2 separate regions of the Homo sapiens genome follow, and region 1 is linked to region 2. A link is an interaction called in ENCODE POLR2A ChIA-PET data of the cell type or tissue named here. Cell type or tissue: OCI-LY7. All regions are shown on one strand. Region 1 has its middle 4.7 kb from the start of MIDEAS. Region 2 overlaps NUMB (NUMB endocytic adaptor protein).

Evidence for each region. ChIA-PET counts read pairs that join two places held together with the same protein. Peaks named below come from ENCODE experiments on the same cell type or tissue, not always from the same donor. Only the 100,000 strongest peaks of a DNase experiment are listed, where the experiment ranks them.
Region 1: POLR2A ChIA-PET joins it to region 2 with 9 read pairs; 1 of 35 experiments calls an interaction of 5 or more read pairs at or near these places.

The regions. Positions count from the first base shown.
Region 1 is chr14:73,763,734-73,766,233 of GRCh38, reverse strand. It overlaps a transcript of MIDEAS not described here. Among named protein-coding and RNA genes, the nearest start is that of MIDEAS, 4.7 kb to the right of the region's middle. In OCI-LY7, no CTCF peak of the experiment used is centred here; a DNase peak (open chromatin) is centred at 1,093; H3K4me3 peaks cover 1,030 bases; H3K27ac peaks cover 2,323 bases.
Region 2 is chr14:73,388,004-73,390,503 of GRCh38, reverse strand. All of the region lies in intron 2 of NUMB (NUMB endocytic adaptor protein), which reads left to right. Among named protein-coding and RNA genes, the nearest start is that of NUMB, 69 kb to the left of the region's middle. In OCI-LY7, no CTCF peak of the experiment used is centred here; no DNase peak of the experiment used is centred here; H3K27ac peaks cover 804 bases.

The DNA.
Region 1 (2,500 bases), 380 kb before region 2:
CACTCTGATTCCAGATATGCTGCAATAAGCAGGTGTAGAACAATGTGCAGGTGATGGAGTAAAGATAAACAGAGGATGCCATGGGAGTTTAGGGAACAGAGTGGCTGTCTGGTCCTTAGGAGCAAAGACAGAGGTTTGGGTGCATGGGATTTATTTAAGAAATTGTCTCTGGAGGAAGGGAGGAAGGGAAGCAGGGTAGAGCCGGGGAAGAAGCCAAGTAAGGAGGTGTGTGTTGCTGCTGGAGCATGAATTGCACCACTATTGAATTGGTCCCACCAAAGGCCCCTTTTGAGAATGGGGTAGCTGTGAGTCCTTGAAAGCCAACACTCAGAGCATCTGGGGGACATTGTACCAACTTTACAAAGTAGATCTGGGGCTCCAACAGTATACACTCCAGTGTCCTTCCTCTACTTGGAGGAGTCAATGAACGCTTCCTGGAAGAGCTGCCATTAAGGTCAAGTCTGGTGGGAGATCTGGGTGTGGGATAATGTGGGGATCAAGGTGGCGAGAGAAGGAGCATGTGTGAAGATATGAGGGTGAGAATGCAGGAATCTTGGAGAACTTCAGGTTGTTTAGCCATGTGGGCTGAGGCTGGGAAGTGGGGCAGAGCCAGATCGTGTGGGAAAGGTGCCTAACAGTCTAGCTAACAGTCTCAGCTTTATGCAGTAGATGATGGGAGCTACTGAAGAGAGGTGTGATCACTCTGATGGCAGTGTGGATGGTAAAGTGTGCAAAACCAGAAGCAAGGAAATAGATGAGAAAAAATGATAGCCAACACTTATAAAAGACTTAGTGTGTGCCAGACACTGTTTAAGTAAGCTCTTACTATCATTCCGATTTTGCAGATGAGTGGTTGAGTAACTCGCTGAAGGTCATCAAGCTAGTGTGAGCCAAGATTTGGACTCAGGTCTCAGCCTGTGCTCTTAACCTGTACACCCCCATAAGCATGAATGTTGGATTCTAGTCCATGATGTATCAGTATTTGTTTTCATTTAAAATCAGTGCTTTAAAGCATGCCCTGTTGCACACATTGGGTCTCTGGAGTTCCTGTTCCTCTTGGCCCATTGCCACAACACAGGGAAGCCAAGCTCCAGTGAACAGCCAGTGAGGAAGTCTGTCTGGGACTAGTTCTGCAGAGGGCATGGAACTGTGCTGAAGGGAGGCCTTTGAGAAGTTGGCAGCTCTCGGTCTGTGAAGAAAGGGCGTTTCAGTCCTGTGGCTCTGCTGGCCTGCCCTCCCTGGCAGCCACACCTGTTTTGTCCTTCTCCCTACACCCGGCCAGACGTCTCTCCCAGAGTGACAGCAGCAACTGGGGACATGTACAGAGGCTCCTTCTCAGGCCTGACAAAGGCACTCAGAACCTGGCCCAGGCCTGCAGGGCAGGGAGGCTGGGGAGGGGGCAGGTGGGAGGGCCAGGGACACAGACAGCTGTGGGCTGGTGTGGCAAGCATGGCCCTGCCCCAGAACAGGTGAAGTCAATGTGAGCGGAGGAGGAGGGTCCCCTGGGGTTTTTTCCAAGGATAAAAGAGAAGACAGTGCAGAGACATCTCAGCACACAGTGGCTTAACTTCATGACTGGGGTGGTTGTGAGCTCGCGGTTTGCTCAGAAAAGACCTGGCAAAAAGGGCTGAGAAGACACAGCTGGTGGAGGGGTGTTCCTACTCAGGCTGGGAGGACAGCCCTGTGGAAAAGTGTGGTGGAAAGGACACAAAGAACAGGCTGGGAGAGAAGCGTTGGAGGACACCCCTGATGAGACATTGAGTCAATGCCAGAAAAAGTCTCTCTAGGCAGTGCCCATGAGAGGGTTACCTGAGGCCCATGGGGTCTTTTCAGGGAAAAGAACTAGGTGGTTTTTTTTTGTTTTGTTTTGTTTTTTTTTTTTTTTTTTTTTTTTGAGACAGGGTCTCCCTCTGTTGCCCAGGCTAGAGTACAGTGGGGCAATCTGGGCTCACTGCAACCTCCATCACCTGGGTTCAAGCAATTCTCATGTCTCAGCCTCCCGAGTAGCTGGGACTACAGACGTGCGCCATCACACCTGGCTAACTTTTGTATTTTTGGTGGAGACAGGGTTTTACCATGTTAGCCAGGCTGGTCTCGAACTCCTGGACTCAGATGATCCGCCCGCTTTGGCCTCCCAAAGTGCTAGGATTACAGGCGTGAGCCATGACGCTGGGGCTGGAACTAGGTTCTTAAGAAGGGATAACCTAGGTTGGGGAGGAGATACAGGGTAAAACAGTAAAAATAATTAATTGTAGCCTCTTATATGTACATAGCATGATTGAGTTATAAAGCAGTTTTTTGTCCTTTTGATCCTCTCAAGCCCCTGGAAGGTGGGCATCCTTTCGTTGTTCATGCAATGAACACTTAAACAGTGCATCTGTTATGGGCCTAAAAAGTGAGGTTCAGGGAAGGTCAGTGACAGTTTTCCTAAGTCCCTGTGTTTTCTACACCCTTCTTTTTTTTCTGTTGTAATTGTAGGTAATGAGGTCCTGGAGGTTGT
Region 2 (2,500 bases):
AAGGCTTCAAAGAAAGATTGGATCTTTGATGTTTGAACAGATAACATGAAAAATTCCTTTGATAAATACAAAAATCTCACTTTAATGTTTAATAAAATTTCAAAATAAATTAATTACTGTTTCTAAAAGCAAATCAAACCAATGATAACTTTGGAATGTTTTTTCAAACTACATTTGCCCTCTATTCCAATATGCTAATATGTTCTTGGAGGAGGGGCTCCTCTTAGCACTTAATAATTTTAAAAGTCACATTGTATGCCGTGGTTTAGATATACCATAATCTATTCAACTTGTTCCCATTTTTTGATAATTAAGCTTATAATTTTTACTATCACAAATGGTATTACAATGAACATTCTTTTACATTTACCTTTGTGTACTTATATTATGCCCTTAGTATAGCCCCTAGAAATAGAATGTTGGATCAAATATTTCTATTATGGATTTATATTTTTTCTTTTCTCATCTGTCATTTTCCTTTATTTTTTAAAAATGTTCTTTACATGTTTTCCTAACATGGGTTATGTTATAATGTTTTTTGGTATATTTCATTTTTGTAATAAGTATATAAAATGTAGATTAAACTTTTGGTGGTCTTTTGGTATATAAACCTATAGGATAAGGTGGTGCACATAACCTGTGTGTTTCTGATAGTATCATTTAAGGTAGTACATTGAAGAGGAATGAATGCAAGTGGAAATCAGGAGGTATACATTATTATCCCATTTTAAACAGTGACTATTGAATTATATAATTTCAAAGTCATTTTCTTCATGTGTGAACTTCCTTATCTTTGAACATGAGAATAGTATTAACTTTAAACTTTTGCCCTCCTTATAAAATGAAGAGATGGGCCGGGCACGGTGGTTCACACCTATAATCCCAGCACTTTGGAGGTTCATGCCTGTAATCCCAGTGCTTTGGGAGGCCGAGGCGGGCAGATCACAAGGTCAGGAGATCAAGATCATCCTGGCTAACACAGTGAAACCCTGTCTCTACTAAAAACACAAAAAATTAGCCGGGTGTGGTGGCACGCACCTGTAGTCCCAGCTACTCAGGAGGCTGAGGCAGGAGAATCGCTTGAACCTGGGAGACAAAGATTGCAGTGGTGCCACTGCACTCCAACCTGGGTGACAGAGCAGGACTCCGTCTCAAAAAAATAAATAAAGAGAAGATATGTATAAAACAGAGACCAGTGTTTTTGTTTTTGTTTTTTTTTTTTTTTTTTTTTGAGAGATGGAGTCTCGCTCTGTAACCCAGGCTGGAGTTCAGTGGCGCAATCTTGGCTCACTGCAACCTCAGACTCCCGGGTTCAAACGATTCTCTTGCCTCAGCTTCTCAAGTAGCTGGGAGTACAGGTGCGCACCACCACATCCAGCTAATTTTTTTTTTTTTTTTTTTTTTTAAGGCAGAGTCTTGCTCTGTCGCCTAGGCTGGAGTGCAGTGGCGCCATCTTGGCTCACTGCAAGCTCCGCCTCCCGGGCTCACGCCATTCTTCTGCCGCAGCCTCTCTGGTAGCTGGGACTGCAGGCGCCCGCCACCACGCCCTGCTAATTTTTGTATTTTGTTTGGTAGAGACGGGGTTTCACTGTGTCAGCTAGGATGGTCTTGATCTCCTGACCTCGTGATCCGCCCACCTCGGCCTCCTAAAGTGCTGGGATTACAGGCGTGAGCCACTGCGCCCGGCCCATTGTATTTTTTATTAGAGACGGGCTTTCACTATATTTTGGCCAGGCTGGTTGCCAACTCCTGACCTCAAGTGATCCGCCCGCCTCAGCCTCTCAAAGTGCTGGGATTACAGGCGTGAGCTACCGCACTCAGCCTCAAGGTTTTATAGTTTGAAGGTGGCTGGTTAAATATACACCTGTCAAGTTTCTTCCTTAATATTTGATTTACAAATGATTAAAAGTGTAAAACTGAGTTATCAGATCCACAATAAAGAAACAACGTTGATTTTTAAATTAGATCAGCCATAAGCCTAGCTGAAAAAAAAAGATACCAACTTTATTCTATATAAATAACTTATTCTGATAAACACCAGATTTACTTTCTGCTATAATACAATCATTAAAAGTTTAAATTTATTTGACTTTTTTAAATTAAAAAATATTTCCCCACAAGGAAGTTATATCTTACAAGGAAAGGTTTTCCAGAATTTTAGTTTTAGTGATAAGGTTTCTTCTATTAGAATTCTTAATGTATTAGTCCATTCTCACACTGCTAATAAAGACATACCCGAGACTGGGTAATTTGTAGTGGAAAGAGCTCATGCCTGGCCCAGAACTTTCTGAAACGAAAATGTTCAATATTTATGCTATCCAATATGGTAGCCATTAACCAGCGAGCACTTGAAATGTGGCTAGTTTGAGGAACTGAAGTTTTATTTTATTTTATTTTTTTAGAGACAGGGTCTCACTTGGTCGCCCAAGCTGGAAGTGGTATGATCATAGCTCACTGCAGCCTTGACCTCCTGGTCTCAAGTCATCCTCCTCTAGTAGCT